2 separate regions of the Homo sapiens genome follow, and region 2 is linked to region 1. Evidence: chromatin loops called from intact Hi-C (ENCODE). Cell type or tissue: mammary epithelial cell. All regions are shown on one strand. Region 1 overlaps SMAD3-DT (SMAD3 divergent transcript). Region 2 overlaps C15orf61 (chromosome 15 open reading frame 61).

Region 1 (4,000 bases):
ATCAGGGATGCTAAAGACTGCCCTTTGAGGGTAAGTAGGCAACCATCTTGAGCTCAATTTTCCTCCCCCAATATGATCCTGAACATCCAATGGCTCCCTGCTACCTTTAGGATAAAGCCTAGGCTTCTTTGCATGCATCTCAAGTCCTCCAAACTGAAACTCACATTATCTTTCCAACTTAATCTAACAATTCTACATCATATGCCATCTGCCCCAGCCAAGCTACTAAGTCTTTCTTACCTATTCATTCGGATTCTTCCCAAAAAATGTGAGGGCCAGAGAAAAAAGATAATCTCAATGAAATCTTCCCTTTCCTTCCCCAGGATAGACTACAGACTTTCTGACCTTCCTCTCCCATTGCTTCCAGGATATGCCCCACCCTCCCCAGCCTGACTTCCCAAGCTTTTTTCAGCTTTGCTTCCCTGCCCTGCCTTCAGCATGGATGCTCTGGGTCCTGTTTTTGACCTTACACAATTACAAGTGTGACCAATTTAGTCCATTATCTGCATGTATTGTATTTGTCCAACCACACAGTAAAAATACCGAACTTCTGAATGACGGAACAAATGAATTTGCAATTAGCCCTTCACAAATACTTCATGGCAAGGCAAGGATAGAATGATTTGCTCAAGGGATCTTCAGTCTAGGGATTTGCTCAAGGGAACTTCATACACAGAGAGGTGAACTATGATAATAATCCATTAGTAGCCTAAAGGTTAGTTCATTTAAGTGACCAGTTTAGTTAGGGGTTGTTGGCACATCAAAGCAATGTTTATTAAACCTGGCAAAGTGTCACTTTGTGCTTGGGTACCTCAAACTTTTCTAGAGCTAGATGATAACATCTGCTTTCTTTTCAAGAGAAAAATAGTTTCCTTTCCCTGAGCATACAACATCTTTGTTTCCTCTGTTAACTAAGATGTCAGGCTGCCTTGAGTTATTTAAAGAGACAGAAAATGCCTTTGTTTCTCAGCAATATTCCCCTTGGATTCCTTTCACTGACAGCAAACAGCTACCTTGTTATAAGATGTATTTGCTTGCTTTAAAAAGGATATCACTCTATCTATCTAAACTCCACTTGCTGGTTTCCATCTTTACTTAGGATTTCTCTGGTCCCCTAAAGTCATTTCTGTGTATATTGCACTTCTTCGACATTGATATGGAAAGACCCCAAGCTTCATCTTCCTTTTCCTGAGAAAAAAACCCTCCTCCTCCTTTTTAAGGGCTAATAACTCCATTTTGCAAACATACCATTTCAACCCCAGCAGTTGAAACCAAAGGATGCGGCTGCTTTGCTAAAACCAGATAAATGGGGCGGCTGCCCTGGTTACCGCAGAGACAAAAGCCCACTTTCCAGGAGAATGAGGGCCACATCTGGGAGCCTCAGGCCTCGCCCCTTCCCCCTTGCTGAGGCCCCTTGCTTTCTGCTCAAATAGGAGTGGAGGAAGAATAGTTTCTGCTGCTGACTTGTGACTTTGTGGCGCCTCAGCGGGGGAGCAGAGGGGAGGGAGCACTAATCTAAGACTTGTCTGGTCTAGCGGGAGGGCCCTGGGCTGGGGGCCTGGAGGCCCAGGCTCTCGCCTAAGCCAGCTGTTTGGTGACCTTAAGCAAATCATCTTCTCCTCTCTGGGCCTCAGTTTCCCCAGCCATATAATGAGGGACATTTATGAATTATTTTGGTTTCAGTTTCCCCAGAAGCTTGAGTCAAGGATTCAAGTGTGAGTAATAGGTCATTTAGAAGGTGATCCCTAGAAACTCAGGTGAAGGGTGTGGAAGTGAGACAGAGAACGGAAGGAAGCCAGTGTGAGGCATGCTGCTGAGCAGGTTGTCACCACAGGCAACTGGTGTTGGAAACACTCTGGGAGACAGAGTTGGAAAACACACCTCAGAGTTCATCTGCCCAAGGGGTAAGGAAACTGGGGATTTATCCACCAAATGCTCGTCCCTCATTCATAGAGGGCTGTTCGCCAGGGATATCAATTCTTGGGCACTTTGGGCTTTGCCCCACGCTGGCCACAGTGCTCATGGGTATTAGATGTGAGCGACCTGAATTCAGTGTGGAGGTGAGTGCTGAGGAGATGGGTCAGGGCACCGACAGCATCCGCTCTAATAATTGACCTTTACAGCCCTGAAAAGCTGTGAATTTGCACTTGGGCAAAGTAAGCAAACCTAGGGCTTTGGTATGATAGGCAGGGCAAAAGAACTGTATTCTGTGCAATCAATGACAGTCCCCTACTTCCTTCCCCATGGTTCTAGACCTCTAGGCTGTTCCCAGGGAGAACAGAACAGAAATAAAGTTCATCTCTAACTATTTAGAATGGTGAATTTACCCACTGGCCAGAGAAGATGATGAAACTATAGAGACTCCATCCCACCTTCCTTTCCCATTGCTTCCAGGATATGCCCCACCCTCCCCAGCCTGGCTTCCAAAGCATTTCTCAGTCTGATTCCAAGATATCTTTTCTTTTTTTTTTTTTTTTCGTTTTTTGCTTCCCAACACAAACCACCCACCACTGTTAGGTTTTCTCTCTCCTCACTTCTACGTAGGCCATTCCTACAGATACCCCTACAGTATCTTTCATCTTATTGACTGGTCAGAATTCTAAATGTCTTTCAAGGACCAGTGCTATTTCACCTTCTCCAGGAAGTGCTTCATGACCGTTCTCGGGTTAGAAATATCCCTCTTGGCCAAGCACAGCGGCTCACTCCTGTAATCCCAGCATTTTGGGAGGCTGAGATGGGAGGATCACTTGAGTCCAGGAGTTCAAAACCAGCCTGGGCAACATAGTGAGACCCCCATGTCTCTACAAAAAATTTAAAAATCTGCCTAAAAGCAGCCACCAATTAAGAAAGCGTTTATGCTCAACATCTGACTATCTTTAATTCCAACCAGTAGTCCCAGCTACTCAGAAGGCTGAACAGAGAGGATCACTTGAGACCACGGCTGCGGTAAGCCAAGATCATGCCACTGCACTCCAGCATGGGCAACAGAGAGAGATCCTGTCTCAGAAAAAAACAAAAACAAAACAAAAAGAAAGAAAGAAAGAAAGAAAAAGGGAGAAGGAAGGAAGGAAGGAAAAGGGGAGAGAAGGTAGAGAAGGAAGGAAGGAAAAGGGAAGGGAAGGTAGAGAAGGAAGGAAAAGGGAAGGGAAGGTAGAGAAGGAAGGAAAAGGGAAGGGAAGGTAGAGAAGGAAGGAAAAGGGAAGGGAAGGTAGAGAAGGAAGGAAAAGGGAAGGGAAGGTAGAGAAGGAAGGGAAAGAAGGGAAGAAGGAAAGAAGGGAAGAAAGAAAGATCCTTCTTCTCTGAGTATCTATTGCCTCCAGCACGCATCCAGCCTATGCACACTAGACTCTGTCATTTCTCAGAGGCATGCCTGGCCTCCCTCAAATGGGAGACAACTTCTTTATACTACTTGGGTGCCTATCTCCCAGTCCCTAGCAAGTATCCTAGAGACAGGAAATGTTGAAATAAAGAACAGTTTGGCAAGTATTTATTGAGCACCTGAGTATACAGACACTGTACAAGGAGCAATGGGGTAACTCAAAGGTAAGTAAGATCCCACCATGGCCATAAAGAATTTCAGAGTCAAAGTTGTCCTAGGTAATAGAAAGTCAGGATTTGCAAGAATGGCTCTTGGGGATCATCAGCTCTAAGTGCCTCCCTTCATAGATGCGGAATCACAGAAGAAAATGACTCACCTAAGGTCACATAGCTAGTGAGTAGTTCTACATTAATTTGTTGCTAACAGAGGGCCCCAGGCTGTCCTTTTTTTTTTTTTTTTTGATCATTTGTGCAAGTTCAGAAACAATCTTCTTTCTTTTCCTTTGTCTTTTTTTCCACTTTAAAGGAAAATGAAATTTACTGGCTTCTCTTTCTAAAGAGAAGGGGCAAGGAATAAAAATACCAGTTATGTAATAGTCATTTGCCTTAGTCATGCAGCCCTGCCGGAGTGCTGTTCGAACAGAAAGATGATTAAGTTAAACACTGCATATTTATTCCCCTG
Region 2 (4,000 bases), 490 kb after region 1:
GTGCAATGGTGCGACCTTGGCTCACTGCAACCTCCACCTCCCAGGTCCAAGCGATTCTCCTGTCTCAGCCTCCTGAGTAGCTGGGATTACAGGTATGCACCACCACGCCGGCTAATTTTGTATTTTCTGTACAGACGGTTTCACCATGTTGGTCAGGCTGGTCTTGAACTCCTGATCTCAGGTGATCTGCCGGCCTCGGCCTCCCAAAGTGCTGGGATTACAGGCATGAGCCACCAGGCCTAGCTGAAACATTTGTAATTATTAAAACCGTGTATCTTTTAAAGTACATTTTACTTCATGTCATTTATATTCACCCAAAACTGTAAGCATAGAACATCTATAGTTCTTCATGAAATATCTTTTAACTCTGTTAAAGAATGATGTTTGAATAAGTGGGATGACATAAAAGGCAAAGATCTTGGTTTCACTGCACTGAAAAGCTAATGCAGATAACAGAAACCTTATCCTAAAGCTAGTGGATTAAGTATCTACTGTTACTCAAACAATAATGACATTTGGGGGCATCTTAACCTAAACAAGTACTTAGCATTACATCTCACCTGGGTCAACAGTCTAGAGTATCAGAGTTAAACTCTGTTACTGTAAATTAATGGAAAATGTAACTGCACTTTGCTGAAAGATCAATGTCCAATAAAGGCTGCACGATCAAATCTTGTTGCAATGATTGAGGTCTTTAATCGCCTTTCAAAGATAAGGTGGTAATCAACACAGCTTTAACTGATCTTTTTTACTAGTTCAATTACATGCTAATGACTAGTGCCAAGTCAGAATCTTTAACTACGTATTAAATCTTATGTTAGTAATGAAAAATTACTTAAGCTACACAATCAATAGAACACAAATCTTAATTACTATATTTCACTTTCATATCATTTTCTGTACTTGACAAATGTTTCACCAGGGCTTTCCCAACAATAAGAAGTGTTATTAGTAGTGACCACAGTCCACAGAGTAGTTTTCTAATACAAATTGGAGATCAGATGTGGAATTTTTTTCTCTTTTAATGAAAATGTGGCTAAAACAGTTTCCACAAACACAAGCTTGGCCATTAAAAAAAAAAAAAAAAGGTGGCCGGTCGTGGTGGCTCATGCCTGTAATCCCAGCACTTTCGGAGGCCAAGGTGGGCAGATCATGAGGTTAGGAGATTGAGACCATCCTGGCTAACACGGTGAAACCCCGTCTCTACTAAAAATAAAAAATAAAAAAATTAGCCGGGCATGGTGGCAGGCACCTGTAGTCCCAGCTACTCAGGAGGCTGAGGCAGGAGAATGGCGTGAACTTGGAAGGCGGAGCTTGCAGTGAGCTGCGATCGCGCCACTGCACTCCAGCCTGGGCAATAGAGCGAGACTCTGTCTCAAAAAAAAAAAAAAAAGGCAAAACCACAATTACTTTTGCACCAACCTACAATATTTCAGAAAAGGATAAAGGCAGATGACAAAAGAAAAAATAGACAAATACAACTTCATCAAAATGTAAAATGTTTGTTCTTCAAAGGTCTCTATTAAGAAAATGAAAGACAACCCACAGAATGGGAGAAAATATGTACAAATCATGTATCTGATAAGGGACTTATATCCAGAATATATAAATAACTCTTAAAGCTCAACAACCCAATTGAAAATTTGATTTGAACACATATTTCTCCAAGAAGATATATAAATGGCTAACAAGCACATGAAAAGATGTTCAACTAATCATTAGGAAAATGCAAAGCAAACCCACAACGAGATACCACTTCATATCCACTAGGATGACTGTGATCAAAAAGACAATAGTAAGTGTGGATGAGAATGTGGAGAAAGTGAAAAACTCCTGCATGGCTGGAGGAAATGTAAATTGGTGCAGCTGCTTTGGAAAAGTTTGGCAGCTGCTCAAAATATTAAATACGGAATTACTATATGACCCAGCAATTCTGCTCCTAGGTATAGACCCTAGGGAACTGAAAACATATGTCCACACAAAAACTTGTACATGATTGTTCATATCAGCATTATTCATACTAGCAAAAAGTGGAAACAAAAATATTCATCAGTTGATGAACAGATAACGTAGCACAGTGACACAATGGAATATTACTCATTCAAAAAAGGGATGAAATACTGATACAAGCTATAGCAATGATGAAGCTTAAAAATATTACACTAAGTGAAATAAGCCAGTCATAAAAGATCTCATAAAATTCCATTTATATGAAGTGTTCAGAATAGGCAAATCTACAGAGACAGAAAGTAGATTAGTGGTTGCCTAGGGCTGAAGAGGTTGGGGAGAAATGGGGAGTCACCACTAAGGGGCATGGAGTTTCTTTTGCTGCTGATGAAACTGTTCTAAAATTGATTGTGATATGGTTGCCCAATTCTGATTGTGATATGGTTGCCCAATTCTGATATCGTTGCCCAATTCTGACTATATGCAAACCACTGAATTGTACACTTTAAATGAAAGAAGTGTATGGCATGGGAATTATATCTTAATAAGGCTGTTAAGATTATTAAAGAGAAGAGGACAGGCTGGGCACAGTTGCTCACACCTGTAATCCCAACACTTTGGGAGGCTGAGGGGGGTGGATCGCCTGAGGTTAGGAGTTTGAGACCAGCCTGGCTAACATGGTGAAACCCTATTTCTACTAAAAATACAAAAAATTAGCCGGGCGTGGTGGCACATGCCTGTAATCCCAGCTACTCTGGAGGCTGAGGCAGGAGAATCACTTGAACCTGGGAGCCAGAGGTTTCAGTGAGCCGAGATCATGCCATTGCACTCCAGCTTGGGCAACAACAGTGAAACTCCATCTCAAAAAAAAAAAAAAAAAAGAAAGAAAGAAGAGGACAATGCACAATTAGTGTTTAATTGGTACAGAGTTTGGGTTCTGCAATATGCAAAACGTTCTGTAGATGGATGGTATTGACGGTTGTAGAATAACATCAATGTACATACAACCACTGAATGGTACAGTTAATGGGAGGTTGAGGCAGGAGTATCACTTGTGCCCAAGAGTTCAAAGGCTGCAATGTGGCATGATTGTGCCTGTTAACAGCCACTGCACTCCAGCCTGGGCAACACAGCAAGACCTTGTCTCTAAAAAGAAGAAAAAAAAAAGGTTAAGATAGTAAATATTAGTATTTTACCACAATTAAAAACAATTTTTAAAAATTAGTAAAGGATTCGATGTGAGTATGATAAAATATGACTGCAGGAGGTTAAAAAATATTAGAGATTAAAATAGTTAAAGCAATGTTGACATTTTGTATGTTGCAGTCTTAGAATTTAAAAAATTTTAATTTTGAAACCTAGTTTTATGAAATTTCATTTGGGATCATTTTTAGTAGCATTATGAAAAGGATACATTTGGTTCAAGATTATTTCAGATAAGACCAACGTAAGGCACGTAAAGTGTTAGTAAATGAAAATATCCTTTCTTAGATCCTAGTTGCTGGATAAAGAATATCAGCTACTACTAGTAAGTGGTTTTATGTAGTATTGCTTATGGCTATTTTAGTTGCACTTATATCATTTTAAATACAGTTTATGAACATTGTACTACTCCATTATATTATTAATTTATCTTCGATGATATTTATAGTATCAATTTAAAAGCTGTAAAACTTCATGAAAAGTAGCTTAAACAAGGATTTTGATAAACAAAAGCTTTCAGTTTTAAAAGCAAATCATGGAAACAACTTCTTAAAGAAGATTTGAAGTTTTTGTTGTTGCTGTTGATAGAATTATGAACCTTATAAACTCAGTATTTTTTAGTTAACCTAAATACATAAATCTATTTGAATTCATCTTATGAAAAGAGATATGTCACTAGATATATGATCATTATATGCTTTAGTGATTCATGGACCTTGTTACATCCATGCTTTGTAATGTATGAATTATTTAGCAAGAAAAATCACAATAATTTTGTTGTTACTCAAAAATTTATGGGTTAGCAGAAACAATTACGCAGCCCCTGAAGCTGGTATGTTAAGGTAACATC

What was found. Hi-C counts contacts between places; a loop is a spot of excess contacts. Peaks named below come from ENCODE experiments on the same cell type or tissue, not always from the same donor. Only the 100,000 strongest peaks of a DNase experiment are listed, where the experiment ranks them.
Region 2: it touches region 1 in a loop (5-fold over the local background); 1 of 110 quality-filtered maps calls a loop at or near these places.

What each region holds. Positions count from the first base shown.
Region 1 is chr15:67,038,089-67,042,088 of GRCh38, forward strand. The region is part of intron 2 of SMAD3-DT (SMAD3 divergent transcript); the gene reads right to left. Among named protein-coding and RNA genes, the nearest start is that of SMAD3-DT, 24 kb to the right of the region's middle. In mammary epithelial cell, no CTCF peak of the experiment used is centred here; DNase peaks (open chromatin) are centred at 1,783, 3,903 and 3,973.
Region 2 is chr15:67,529,476-67,533,475 of GRCh38, forward strand. C15orf61 (chromosome 15 open reading frame 61) reads left to right here. Exons shown (of 2, transcript NM_001143936.2): 2 at 1-671. Among named protein-coding and RNA genes, the nearest start is that of IQCH-AS1, 9.6 kb to the left of the region's middle. In mammary epithelial cell, no CTCF peak of the experiment used is centred here; a DNase peak (open chromatin) is centred at 2,186; H3K27ac peaks cover 996 bases.